3 separate regions of the Mus musculus genome follow, and regions 2 and 3 are each linked to region 1. The links are chromatin loops, found by intact Hi-C in ENCODE. Cell type or tissue: heart. All regions are shown on one strand.

The links. Hi-C counts contacts between places; a loop is a spot of excess contacts. Peaks named below come from ENCODE experiments on the same cell type or tissue, not always from the same donor. Only the 100,000 strongest peaks of a DNase experiment are listed, where the experiment ranks them.
Region 2: a loop joins it to region 1, with 1.9 times the contacts of the local background. A loop is called at or near these places in 2 of 42 quality-filtered maps.
Region 3: a loop joins it to region 1, with 2.7 times the contacts of the local background. A loop is called at or near these places in 2 of 42 quality-filtered maps.

Annotation. Positions count from the first base shown.
Region 1 is chr10:6,415,357-6,420,356 of GRCm38, reverse strand. No RefSeq gene overlaps it. Among named protein-coding and RNA genes, the nearest start is that of Gm3213, 55 kb to the right of the region's middle. In heart, no CTCF peak of the experiment used is centred here; DNase peaks (open chromatin) are centred at 1,916 and 2,426.
Region 2 is chr10:6,472,218-6,477,217 of GRCm38, reverse strand. No RefSeq gene overlaps it. Among named protein-coding and RNA genes, the nearest start is that of Gm3213, 110 kb to the right of the region's middle. In heart, no CTCF peak of the experiment used is centred here; no DNase peak of the experiment used is centred here.
Region 3 is chr10:6,480,388-6,485,387 of GRCm38, reverse strand. No RefSeq gene overlaps it. Among named protein-coding and RNA genes, the nearest start is that of Gm3213, 120 kb to the right of the region's middle. In heart, no CTCF peak of the experiment used is centred here; no DNase peak of the experiment used is centred here.

The DNA.
Region 1 (5,000 bases):
CTCTTAACTCCTTTCTGTCAGACTTTAGTTACAATGATACAAGAACAGTTAACACAGATAATTGGTACTAGAAGACTCAGTTTACTACAAAGAAAAAATCCTGGCAGAATAGCATATTGTTCTGAAGTCTTTGGAGCTTGTTTGTGGAAGGCATGAAGAATTGTCAGCTATGAGTTAAAACCTAAGTACTATAAGCTGAAGGTTACACTGTGTTTTGAAGAATTCTAGAAAAGGCAGTGTTTTTATTATTAGCCAAGAAATCAACTACTAATAAATAAATTAAAACTTACTAAGTAGTAAAATGTGCTTTAGTTCTGCATTTATGGAAGAATGTTAGATGTGATATAGTAACATTTGATAGGAATCTAGGTGCTCTGATTGTTCCTTATTTTAATTATGTTTTCTACTTTCAGCTGCATCCTCTCTCCCTTTTGTCTGTGTTACATGGCCTTGAAGACACCATTTACAATATTTTCAGCCTTAAATTCTATAATTTGAAGGATTATTTGGATACTTTCCATTCAAAAACCACCTAGAATATGATAGTCAAAGAAAGTTCGGTATATTGGTTCACTGCAGTGAGGGAGACAATGTTCTATGGGAGAGTATGTGGTGCCTCATATCTACAGTGTAAAGAGACCCATGCTACAGGATTTAAGCTGGTGCTAGGTGGTTAGGTCAAAGACTAATAGTTAAGTTCACAACTAGGTAATATTAAGAGTAGAGGAACTACTATTTTTAATATCATAAAAGTTTGGTCCCACAGAGACTGCAACAGTAACTAGGAAACTGCATTGGGTCTGAGATAGGCCCTCTGAATATATATTATGGTTTTGTAGCTTGGTGTTCTTGTGTGACTTCTAACAGTGGGAGAACTGGTGTCCATGACTCTTTTGCCTGCTTTGGGGACTCCTTTCTGCCTATAGGTTATCTTTGGTATGAAGGTAAGTGCTTAGTCTTCTTGTAACTTGTTATGGCATATTCAGATGATATCGATGGGAAGCCTTGCTCATTTTTGAAGCTAAACAGAGGAGGAGTGGATCTGGAGGAGAGGGAAGATTAGGGTAGAGGAGGAGTGGAGGGAGGACAAACTAGTTAGGATGTAATGCATAAAAGAAGAATAGAAAAGGTTTTATCTAGAAGGTAAAGTAAGCAGATTAGAACTGAACACTTATTCCTTTAGACTAAGAAGAAAGACTTCATATTAGCTAAGAGAGAGCCACCTTGTATCAGTTTTGTGATAGGGGCACTGTGTTCTTGCCTGGTGTGGGTGTTTTTAAAACTAATTATAATCAACAGAAGAATGTTCAGTGTAACTATTAAGGCTGACCATGGTGCAGTTGCTTACAAGACTTATTTCTTACATCCCCAGTATATTCTAACCTCCCCCACACTATATTGACTAAGTGTCCTTTATATATGATGTTATTTTCTCTTTTTTTATTAGCTATTTTCTTTATTTACATTTCAAATGTTATTCCTTTTCCTAGATTTAGATCTGAAAATCCCCTATCCCCTACCCACCTTCCCCTGCTCCCCAACCCACACACTCCCATTCTTGGTCCTGGCATTCCCCTATACTGGGATATAGAGCCTTCACAGGACCAAGGAGCATTCCTCCCATTGATGACCGACTAGGCCATCCTCTGCTACAAATATAGCTAGAGCCACAAGTTCCACCATGTGTTTTCTTTGATTGGTGGTATAGTTCCAAGGAGCTCTGAGGGTACTGGTTAGTTCATATTGATATTCCTTCTATGGGGCTTCAGTCCCCTTCAGCTCCCTGGGTATTTCTCTGGCTCCTTCATTAGGGATCTTGTGCTCTGTCCAATGGATGACTGTGAGCATCCACTTCTCTATTTGGCAGGTAGTGGCAGAGCCTTGCAGGCAACAGCTATATCAGGCTCCTGTCAGCAGGCTCTTATTGGCATCTGCCTAGTGTCTGGGTTTGGTGGTTGTTTATGGGGTGGATCCCAAAGTGAGGCAGTCTCTGGATAGTCATTCCTTCAGGCTCTGCTCCAAACATTGTCTCTGTAACTCCTTCCATGGGTATTTTGTTCCCTATTCTAAGAAGGAACCAAGTGTCCACACTTTGGTCTTCCTTCTTCTTGAGTTTCATGTGTTTTGCAAATTGTATCTTGGGTATTCTAAATTTCTGGGCTAATATCCACTTATCAGTGAGTGCATATCATGTGTGTTCTTTTGGGATTGGGTTACCTCACTCAGGATGATATCTTCGAAATACATTCATTTGCCTAAGTGTTGTGGCTGGCCAGCAGCTCGCAACATGAATGGTTCGGCTGAGAAGGCCACCTGAGCTGCAAGAGAGGAACTAGACGGGGCGAAAGAAGAAACGGAGCCAAGACAAGTTCATCCTGTTCAAAGCTCAATTTTTACTGTTGCAACACTCAGTTATGAAGGAAGGGGGAGGGGACCCCATTCCTGCCAACTGGTCTCAGGGTCCAGTAGCAGGGTGAATATGTGTGTGGCTCCGAACAGCAAAGCGGCAGGTTCCAGCAGTGGGTGTGGCAGAACGAATGAGCAGGAAGCTCCACCCCTGAGCAAGCAGGTTTCAGGCTGGGGGAGGGGAGGCTACATCTCCTCCGATTTGTTAAAAAAAAAAAAAAAAAAAAGGAGAAGGGCTGGCCTGAGGCAAAAAACTTATCTATGCTCAATAGTTCTGCCTGAATTCTAGGGCTAAGGAAAAAACCTGTCTCTGTGGGAATCCCTAACTTTTCTTATGGTAAACTGTATCTGGCTGAGACTGTCCTTTCTATCTTAGTAAACAACTAACTGAAAAGCCTGGAGCGGCAGGCTCTGACTTTATAATGTTAATTAGTACTGAAGGTAACTTCCTAGTTGAATTTTAAGTAGGGCATTGGAACCCTAGCTAAGTTTGACTGAACAAATTTGAAATACACTTTATTAAGAATAACACTGAGTTGATATTTCTCTGCATTTTTGGATGACAGGCAGGAAACAAAGAGAAGGGGTATGACCGGCTCCGTAGTACAAGGCCAATTGGCTTTTTTATTTGGGTGGGAGGCAGTGAAGACAGTACAGTCTCTAACCTCGCTGGCCCGCCACGACACCTAAGAATTTCATAAATTCATTGTTTTTAATACATGAGTGAAGGAATGCCCTTGACAATAGTCACAAATAATATAAAATACCTGGGTGTGACTCTAACTAAGGAAGTATAAAATCTGCATGATAAGAACTTCAAGTCTCTGAAGAAAGAATTCGAGGAATGTCTCAGAAGATGGAAAGGTCTCCCATACTCATGGATTGGCAGAAATAATATAGCAAAAATGGCTATCTTGCCAAAAGCAATCAAATGATCCAATGCAATCCCCATCAAAATTCCAACTCAATTCTCCACTGAGTCAGAAAAGGCAATTTGCAAATTCATCTGGAATAACAAAATAATGTAGGATAGCAAAAACTATTCTCAACAATAAGAGAAACCCTGATGGAATCACCATGCCTGACCTCAAGCTGTACTACTACAGAGCAATTGTAATAAAAACTGCATGGTACTGGTACAATGACAGACAAGTAGATCAATGGAATAGAATTGAAGACCCAGAAATGAACTCACACCTATGGTCACTTGACTTTTGACAAGGGAGCAAAACCATCCAGTGGAGAAAAGACAGCATCTTCAACAAATGGTGCTGACACAACTGGCAGTTGTCATGTAGAATAATGTGAATTGATCCATTCTTATCTCCTTATACAAAGCTCAAGTCTAAGTGGATCAAGGAACTCCACATAAAACCAGAGACTCTGAAACTTATAGAGGAGAAAGTGGGGAAAAGCCTTGAAGATATGGGCACAGGGGAAAAATTCCTAAACAGAACAGAAATGGCTTATGCTGTAAGATCGAGAATTGACAAATGGGACCTTATAAAATTGCAAACCTTCTGTAAGGCAAAAGACACTGTCAATAGGACAAAAAGGCCAACAACAGGTTGGGGAAGGATCTTTACCAATCCTAAATCTGATAGGGGACTGATATCCAATATATAAAAAGAACTCAAGAAGCTTGACTCCAGAAAATCAAAATAAGCTATTAAAAAATGGGGTACAAAGCTAAACAATTCTCACCTGAGGAATACCGAATGGCTGAGAAGCACTTGAAAAAATATTCAACATCCTTAATCATCAGGGAAATGCAAATCAAAACAACCTTGAGATTCCACCTCAACCAGTCAGAATGGCTAAGATCAAAAATTTAGTTGACAGCAGATGCTGGCAAGGATGTGGAGAAAGAGGGACACTCCTCAATTGTTGGTGGGATCACAAGCTTGTACAACCACTCTGGAAATCAGTTTGGTGGTTCTTCAGAAATTTGGACATAGTACTACTGGAAGTTCCAGAAATACCCCTCCTGAATGGGTGTTGGATTTTATCAAATGCTTTCTAAACATCTAACGAGATGATCATGTGGTTTTTGTCTTTGAGTTTGTTTATATACTGGATTACGTTGATGAATTTCCATATATTGAACCATCCCTGCATCCCTGGGATGAAACCTACTTGGTCAGGATGGATGATTGTTTTGATGTGTTCTTGGATTCAGTTAGCAAGAACTTTATTGAGGATTTTTGCATCAATATTCATAAGGGAAATTGGTCTGAAGTACTCTATCTTTGTTGGGTTTTTATGTGTTTTAGGTATCATAATAATTGTGGCTTCATAGAATGAATTGGGTAGAGTACCTTCTGTTTCTATTTTATCTGGAGTAATTCTAATAGGCCTGCCTTTATATGTTACTTGACCTTTTTCCCTTACTGCTTTTAATATTTTATCTTTATTTAGTGCATTTGTTGTTCTGATTATTATGTGTCTGGAGGAATTTCTTTTCTGGTCCAGTCTATTTGGAGTTCTGTAGGCTTCTTGTATGTTCATGGGCATCTCTTTCTTTAGGTTTGGGAAGTTTTCTTCTATAATTTTGTTGAAGATATTTGCTGGTACTTTAAGTTGAAAATCTTTAT
Region 2 (5,000 bases), 57 kb before region 1:
GGACACTGTAGATCTCTGGAAAATAGATTTCCCTGAAATATTTTCTTAGGAAAGGAGAGGAGGAACCAGAGTCTCTCAGAGCAACATGATGAATACTGCGTTGGGTGGGAGCAGTGTTTGTGTCGTAAGTTGTCACCTGTCACTGAGACAACATTGCAAACACACTGACTTCAAGCAACAAGGAATTGCCCCTGAAATCCCATGGTTCTAATTTAGTAAAACCATGACCTGATTTGGTGCTAAGGACAATCATCAGATTCCAGACATGAGAGCTAGCAGGTAAGGGAAGGAAACCTCAGAGACAAAACAGTAAAAGCAACAAGAACAAAGTACCCCCATGGCAAGAAGGGAAGATGGATAAGACCTGAGGATGCAGGAGAAAAGGCATCTGAGGAGTAGCAGTCTCTAAGGAATTCATCAGTGCTTGAGTTCAGTATTTCAACACAGGCACTAGGTCCTCCATTGTTTCCTCTTAACTCCTTCTCCAAGGGAAGTAACTACTGTAAAAGGTGCTGCTGCAAAGTGTTTAAATCCAAGATTAAAGAAACCATCCTGGTCATGCTGTGTCCAAATAAAATGGGTTGTTTTCCGGAAATAAGTCTTCTCTAAGGAAATGAAAGTTTAGAAGATGAACAGGAGATACGGAGGGAATCAAATTTCAGCACAATTGCTCTGTAGTTCTTTTAGAAGGGAGCAGATCTAAATGGCAAATGGAGTGGGTCTTCCATACTAGTAGGCGTCAGTCAAAAAAGGCTAAAAATATACAGTAAAATGAACTTAATAGAGTCAGAACTGAAAAATAGATAAACCATGTTAAAATCTAGAACTTAAAGGTTTGTAGATAGGAAGATGAGGAAGCACTGGGAGTTGAGGGAAGGGAAGACATACTCAAAATATATTGTAGCAAAAATTAAATTAAAAAATAATAAGCAAAAAAGGCATCAAGAAGAAACTAGGCTGTTATGAAAAAGTATTCTATCAATGACAGTGATTTTAGTTTGCTGTTTCTTTCACTTTTTAAATAATCTCTTTTATTTTTGAGATTATAACGAGGTCATTTCTCCCTTGTCTTTGCTCCCTACAAACTTTCCCACACAGTCCTCCTTACTCTCTTTCAAATGCATGGCCTCATTAATTGTTGGTGGTATGTGGGTGTTGGGTGTTCGTATATGTGTGTGTATTTGTGTATGTGTGTTTCTAAGTATAGCCTGCTCAATGTTACTTGCATGCCTGTTTTCATGGCTGATCATTTGGTACTGAACAACTAATTGGTGTGCTCTTCTTTAGGGAAGCATATTGATTGATCCTGAGCTCTGCCTGTCTTAGATGCTTGTAGCGCTTTCATTTTTATCAACCTTCCAGGATTAGGTATAAGTGAGAAACTGCCTCATATTCACTTCATTGATGGGAAATATTTTCCTAGCACTCTGCTGTGGACCTGGAGACTTAGTGCTTACATTGATGGTCCACAGATAGCGGCGCTGGAAACAGAAGAAAACCCTCTGGTTTCCCTAGTCCCGATATTGCCAATTAAATTTCCCTTTAAGAATATTTTCCTGCTGAAGTTTTAGTTAAAGACTCATCATTTTTTAACTTGTATCAAGAGAGTATACAATAATTTTTTTCTTTGAAAATAAGCACTTCTACTCTCTCTAGTCAGAGAAACAGATCAGTCTTGGTCAGCCATCTTCAGAACAGCTTCCTTCTCAGCAGATGGGAACAAACACAGAGAGCCACAGCCAGGCAATGTGCAGTGAGAGACCTTGGAAGTCAACAGCATCTTAAGCTGGATGGCTTCATCAAATCCCTCCTTTCAGAATGCAGGAATAGTGTAGAAGCCCAAGGGGAGGAAGGATGAGGATGACAAGAAAACAAGGCTCTCTAAATCATCATGATTGTCACACACATATAATCTCACAGAGATTGAGGCACCATGTGTAGAGCCTGCACAGATCTGCATCAGATCTGTGGGACCTTGAGCTGAAAGAAGTAGACACATAGCACCTGTACTGGCTAGTTTTGTGTCAACTTGACATAAGCTGGAATTATCACAGAGAAAGGGGCTTCAGTTGGGGAAGTGCCTGCACAAGATCCAGCTGTCAGGCATTTTCTCAATTAGTGATCAAGTGGGGAGGTCCCCTTGTGGGTGGAACCATCTCTGGGCTGGTAGTATTGAGTTCTATAAGAGAGCAGGCTGAGCAAGACAGGGGAAGCAAGCCACTAAGCAACATCCCTCCATGGCCTCTGCATCAGCTCCTGCTTCCTGACCTGCTTGAGTTCCAGTCCTAACATCCTTTGATGATTAACAGCAATGTGGAAAGTATAAGCTGAATAAACCCTTTCCTCCCCAACTTGCTTCTTGGTCATGATGTTTGTGCAAGAATAGAAACCCTGACTAAGACAAATTGGTATCAGCATAGTGGAGTATTCCTGTGACAACCTGACCATGTTTTGGGGAGGACTGTGGAAGGACTTTGAAACTTTGGGCCAGAAGATCCGTTCCGTGTTAAGAGCTCTGTCAGATGTTGTGTAGGAGCTTGGAAGATAATGTTGAGAACAGTGCAGAAGATGGAGGCCTGGCTTGTGAAATTTCAGAGGGAAGATTAATGACTTTTTTCAGGGCCATTGCTAATTTGACTGTGAAGATTCTGTGGTTCTGGTTAGCTGGGGCTGAAGAATCAGCTGTGACTAACAAGATACCAGAACTACTAAAGTGAAACCTTTGCATTGCTGGGACTATTGATGCTGGTTAGCTGGAGCTAAGAAATTAGTGGTGATTAAGAGACCAGCATCACTGAGGTGAAATCTTCTGGGAAGTGTTTCCTGAGAGCAAAAAGAGGCTGTATTCCAGAGATAGCCAAGGTTGTACCTTGTGCTGCAGTGGGACTTGGTAATGTGTAAGAGTCATCCAGGCGGTACTGGTTTTGAAGGCATAAAGGGGTCATGCAGAGCAACTGAGGCTCGGCACTGTGAGAGAACATGGAAGGCCATTGGTGAAGGTGCAGCCTCAGTTGCAATTGATGGCCCAGGACTGAAGGGATCATGCAAAGGAGTTTAGGCTTAGCACCATGAAGAGAGCCTATGAGAGGCTATTGTTACAGCCAAGTTACAGTGAAAGACAGCAGCATTTTGAAGATGCCAGTACCAAGAGATGACTACCAAGAACAGCAGCAGCAGTGGAGTACAGGTGGCTGGATCCTAGAAGACAACATGTGTGCTACAAAGCGCATGGCTGGAGAAGTGACCTCAGCCCTTGGAGGAGTCTAGAAGATCCTGAGTTGGATCCCAGATATTGGATGGTTGGAGGTTGATTTTTGCTTTTGATTGTGACTGTGCCCTGATATTTTTCCCTTTAGAGGGAAGTTTTGTTTTGTTTTGTTTTTAGTGAAACCCACAGTTAAAAGACTTTGAATTTTAAAGTACTTTGAATTTTAAAAGATACTAGATATTTTAAAAGGATTGAACTTTTAATATATAAAGACTGTGGGACATTTAAAGTTGTTTAGATCTTGGGGATGAATAAGAAACTAAGGGTTGAGGCTTACTAGTGATATGTTTGTATGGCAAGTTGACAAGGGGTCAATTGTACTGTCTAGTTTTATGCCAACTTAACACAGGCTGGAGTTATCACAGAGAAATGAATTTCAGTTTAGGAAATGCCTCCACGAGATCCAGCTGTAAGAAAATTTCTCCATTAGTGATCAAGGGGGGAGGTCTCCTTGTGGGTGATGCCATCTCTGGGCTGGTAGTCTTGGTTCTATAAGAGAGCAGGCTGAGCCAGCCAAGGGAAGCAAGCCCGTACAGAACACCCCTCCATGGCCTCTGCATCAACTTCTGCTTCCTGACTTGCTTGAGTTTCAGTCGTGCACCCTTTGGTGATGAACAGCAATGTGGGAAGTGTAAGCTGAATAAACCCTTTTTTCCCTAACTGCTTCTTGGTCATTGATGTTTGTGCAGGAATAGAAACCCTGACTAAGACACCACCATTCCTAACCAGAAGCAATTGCTATTTGAAAACCTCTTGCAAATAAAAATTTAGTTTCCCCCAAGGGATTCTCAGCAGAGAAACAAATCCCTCCTAAGGGCAGGCTATGCCCAGCAGTAGATGGACAGAAAAATGAACTCAACATCTTTGGAGGTTCCTTACTTCACAATTTCCTGCTAGGGCTTTCCCTTTCTTAGAAAATATATTATCTTTTAAGTTTTATTATTTATTATATATACTATATATATATATTACACGCAGTAGATAGTGCATATATTTTTTCTTTCATTTTCACTCTATAGATGTTTTGTGTATGTCTTATGTCTTCTGGTTTATTGTTTTCATGGTATTCCTGAGTATGCAAATAAGCGAGCTCTGTTTCTTATGCCTTCTCTTGGTGTCTTAGTCAGGGGTTCTATTCCTGCACAGACATGACCAAGAAGCAAGTTGGGGAGGAAAGGGTTTATTCAGCTTATACTTCCATACTGCTATTCATCACCAAAGGAAATCAGGACTGGAACTCAAGCAGGTCAGGAGGCAGGAGATGATGAGAGGCCATGGAGAGATGTTCCTTACTGGCTTGCTTCACCTGGATTGCTCAGCCTGCTCTTTTATGGAATCCAAGACTACCAGCCCATGTATGGCACCACCCACAAGGGGCCCTCTCCCTTTGATCACTGATTAAGAAAATGCCCCACAGCTGGATCTCATGGAGACATTTTCTCAACTGAAGCTCCTTTCTCTGTGATAACTTCAACTTTTATCAAGTTGACACAAAACCTGCCACTACACTTGGGCTCTATTTGTTTTTTTGTTTTGTTTTGTTTTTTTGTTTTGTTTTGTTTTTGTCTAATTCTGATGTGTTAGATATTATTATATTATATTATATTATGTTATATTATATTACCTTAGAAGCCTGTTTGTTTCCTAATGAGAGATAGAAAAGGAGGATCCGGGTAGGGGGGGAGGTGGGAGAAACTAGAAGGAAAAACGTTAATCAGAATATATTAAGTTA
Region 3 (5,000 bases), 65 kb before region 1:
ATAAAATGTTCTCCATATCACTGCTGAGTCATTTACAAGTCTCTTGGCCTATTTTATCTGTGGGGTGTGCAGTGGTCTTATCTTTAGACTGATTTCCAATGTCTAACTCCAGAATCCAGCCTCAAGAGACCAATTACTAATAAATACCAGATGGTATTCAGCTATCTCATCCTCTGAACTGTTTGGAACAAGCTTGGACTGTGTCTGATATGTATATGTGTATGATATTTATGTATATGTTTGTGTTTATCTATATCTATAACCCATCTATCTCTGTATCTATATCTAACATATATATTTGTATTCCAGATACTGTTAGATTTATAGCTAGAAGATATTTTTCTCCGTCTTTATACGCTGTCTCTTTACTTGTTTTTTTTTTTTTTTTAAGCAGCAGCTTTTAAATTTCCTGAAATCTCATTGGTCAAATGTTGGTTGTAGTTCCTGTGCTACTAAAAATCTCAATCTGTTAAACCCATGAGTTATATACAGGATAACTTGTACCTACTTATTTTTTATTGTAACCAGTGCCCTTAAGCAGCTGAATACAATGAATTCATCTTTTCAGTTGCTTTTTATAATCTAAATTATCAACCAAACAGACAAGTTGGTATCTATTTCTGACTGAATAGCAAGTACCTGAATTGTTGCCATGTTATACCATGTTCTTAGAAATAAGATTTGAAGTATAGCTCATTATTTATGGCAATACTTAAAGACATAGAATTTTAAATCATTTTTCTACTGTGAAGAAACAAAAGAAACAGAAATTTAAAATTAAACTATTTGAGAGCTGAAGAAAACACAAAATAACATCAATTGAGAAGAACATGAAAAATGGAAATTCAGTAGCAAAAGTTTTAAGGTTAGACTGCAAGGATGAATTCAGAAAGATCTATGCTCAAATTGACACGAATAATGGTAGAAAATTATATATATACATATATATATATACATATATATACATATATAAGTATATATATGTACATATATACACACACATATGTACATACACATGTGTGTATACATATATACAATTTGGCAAGAGAAAAAGAAAAATGATGAGACAGGAGAACAAAAGTGTGGTTTTGTTATCTATGTATATTTAAATAAAATTGAGAAAATGATAGGAATCTTCAAAACTGCATCCATTTTGACATTGTAAAATGCAAGTCAGGTTTTACAAGTACACGAGGAGTATAGATGCCTCACCTCTATGGGCTGATGATTGTTGCCAGAGGAGAGTTAGCTTTCTCCTAGCAACAGGAAGCTAGAAAATTGAGTTTCAGCATCCTAAGTGGAGAGAAATGCCATGAACCAAGGCATGGGAATAAAAGTGATGCATCAGGGGGTGATTAGCAGGTCAGGTTCTATGAAAAGTGGTCACTGAGGAAGGACAGATAGATGATGACCAGCCTGGCAGGAAACATAGCTGCAAGGAGCCCAGAAAGGGCTAGGATTTCAAGTGTTATTATTTCCCAGTCAATCACATCCCAGAGCACATTGTATCTTTAGTTGAAAATAAAACTACAGTTTCCCTTAGTAAATTGATGCAATGCACATAGATGGAGATCAAAGTTGCATTTCCAAAGCAGTTAGTTCTAAAGGATTAGAAAATATTTCATGTGGGCTGGAGCATCTTGAAGCAATCTGATCCCAAGACTGATTCTTAGAATCCACTCAAGTGGTTCACAACTGCCTATGACTCTGGGGATCCAAGGCTCTCTCTACCCTCCATGGGCACCCGGATGCACATGCACATACATAACCAACAGACATACTCCTTAATAATAATGAAAAGTAAAAGTGAGTGAGCTGCACAAAATTGTAGGAACTGACATGAATTTACCTACTTGTTTCTTTTTTCAAGTACATTAAGCAAAGTTTAATGTAGATTAATAATATTACCCCCTTTTTTTTTTCAAAGAAAAGAATTTATTTAGTTTTCCTGCTTAAGAATACTCGACTTTTTCTATTGAGAGAATGGATGCACAAATTAACAGCTAGGCTAGCTGCAGAAGTTCTCCTGAATTAGTTGGGATTCTCATTTTTTGGAGCCCTAGATAGTATGGATGCTGACATATCTTTAATCTAAGAAAAAAAAATTCGATGGATAGAAACTATTTGGTGAAATAAATAGCAATGGGAACAAAATTGTTTTGGACTTTTTGGGGAGTTTTTACAGAGATTCTTGTCAAGTCCTCTCACTGTATTTAGGAAATGAAATAATGCAACAGTAGGGATCATTGTCACGCTTAAACACCAGTGACAGATAACTCCCTGATATCAGGATGCTAAAGGCAGTGATTCTGGTTGTGTCTCTTTGCATTAATCCTAGGGGGAGCAGAGCTTGCAAAACCAGTTGGTCACTTTTCATGTTCTGCAAGACAGCAAGACAATTGGGTTAATAAGAAATCTGCAGGAAGCACCTGGAGCAGAGAATTTTCAGTGGCAGGGCGTGCAGCTCCTCAGAGGCAATTCTTCTCGAGCAGCTACAAGTTTTGTCTCTGTCTAAGTAATTTACCTTGGAAATGGAGCCAAATTGGATACAGAAAAAAAAAAATCCATTCGTATTTGAGAGGATAGAATCAAAATAAATCAAAATATTTATAAAAATATGCTCAGTTTTGCACAATGACACCTTTGTGTACAAATTTTATATTGTACTTTTCCTGGATAGAAATCTTCAAAGAATACATAAAAGTTATATTGGTTTGTATTAACAATGTATGATACTAGACATGGTTACACGTATCTTTATACTTCATTTATCTCAACTGGTAAAAGTATTGAATGATTTTAAGGAAATTTGATCAAAGTTCTATTCATTTATATTTAATTTCCTTCTGCTAAAAGGAAATTTAAACATATTGTAAATAAAAACTATTACTTTCCACATCTTTAATATTCTAGTGTCAATTTCTCAACAATACTATTAATTTGGATTGCCAAAATACGGCTATTATTCTGGATACGGACCTCTGTGAATTATGATTGGTTTCATACAAAATTTTAACTTATATTTCTATTTAGTGTTTTTTTCAAACTTATTAGTTTCCAAAGTTTTTATATATTTTTTTCTATATCCCTATATTTACTAATGTCAAATCTTATCTTTGTGTCTCTCAAAATCCTCTGTAAAAGCTTGCATTTGTACAGTATCTAATGCTTTAAACAAGTTGATTCTTATTCTAAGCAATGGGTCTACCTTTCGCAAGAAATAAGGAGAGACAGATTGGTTGGTATGACCTATCTCTCCAGCCCCATGGCTCCTTCTTTAACATTAAAATACTATAAAGACTTGAAGGAACAGAATGAAAACCCTGCACATGTCTTTCATCACCAGATCTGGATTAGGTGCCCCAAATCACCAATGTTCAGCTTTCCATATGAGTCACTGGTGATCTTTTAAATCTAGACATAAGAAACACGTAAGTTTTAAAGAATTATCAAAAAAACTAGTCTTAAGCAAATACAATATCAGAAACCCAGAGACTTTCATATTCAGCAGCAGTGGATGTTTTGTGTTTACTAAGTACTCGTGAAGCTGTGGGTTAGTTCTCTAGCACGAGAAACCAATGTTGAGGAAATATATATGTTATTTGATAGATGTGTACATGCTATAGAATAAAAGCTGTGAATTGTACTCATCTCAAGACTGAGTCTGAGAAGTTTCTGTCTGTCCTCACATCTATCAACAAGCTGGCCTCTTTGATCTTAAAGCTCCTCTGTTTCTTCAGCTCCCTGGCCTCTACAAGGAACACCAGATTAGTGTTTATGGACATAGATTGCTTTTGTCTTTTAGTGGGCTTCATAAAATGAGTCTCCATGCAGCCATTCTAAGAGGTCTGAGCGCCCCTCCTCCCCGCAGTATTTGTGCTTGAGAGTCACATTCAACTAGCTGTCCTCATCCCTCATCATGAAGTGGATTTTGGAAACAAGTCAGATCCAACATTACACTCACTTTAACTCCAGACCTAACATACTTGTACAGACAACTGTTTCTGAAAAATTATAATTAGATGTGCAAATTAATAAAAACTTATTTCACATAAGTTTTAAAACGTATTTTCTGTGTCCTATATGCTGATTTTTCAAATAAAATTCTGTTTAACAAAACGTTTTCTGTTTTATTTCCTCTCCCATAAAAAAGAATTTATTATTACATTTTTATGGAAGGAACTTTAAAGGAATTATTTTTCTCCTGAGTTCTATTAAAGATCATGTGTTATTATTTTATTTTATTTGTATTTTATTTGTTCATGTCATTGCTAATCTGTGCATACAAAGATAAGGATTTAAAGAAATAAAATGTGAAGAAGCTAATCTATCCAGTTATCACTCTGCTAAGTACATTCTGAAAAATGCATTGCTTTTATCTGTTAAATTGGTTTTTTGATCATATAATAAGTATCAATATTTATAACTCTCTGCTACACAATAATGAACAAAAATTATAACTAGTAAAAAAGTATCATTATTGTTAAAGTTAGTGATTACAATGAGCTTAGGCAAACATAGGCTTAATCAAGATGAAGGAAATAAAACAGCCCGTGCCTAGAATTGGATAAAGCTTAAAATTAAACCAGGAGCTACGTGGAAATTTTCCCATAAAAGGCAACTCCAAACGGGGAAGCACGAGTAAAATGACCAAGAATGGTTTATTGGCAACACACCTTTGGAAAAGACCTCACTTGGTTGTGTTAGGTTATTTCTCTGCTGGTGAAGTGACCCAGTTCAAACCAGATTAAATTTTATATATAAGCAGGTTTATTGGCAAGCTGCTCTCCTGATGGTTCACTGGCCCCAGGGACCCTGGCCAAGAAACTCCCAGAGTGAAGGGCAGAGGGGGAAGCAAAAGACAGAAATAACACCTGCATGGAAAAGAGAGTGCTAGGAGACCAGAATATCTGGATTACATAGGAAGAGCATCTGGGGAAAGGGCAGCCCAGCCCCTGGGCTAGGAGAGTTCAGGATTTGAGACAGGGTGTGACAGGTAG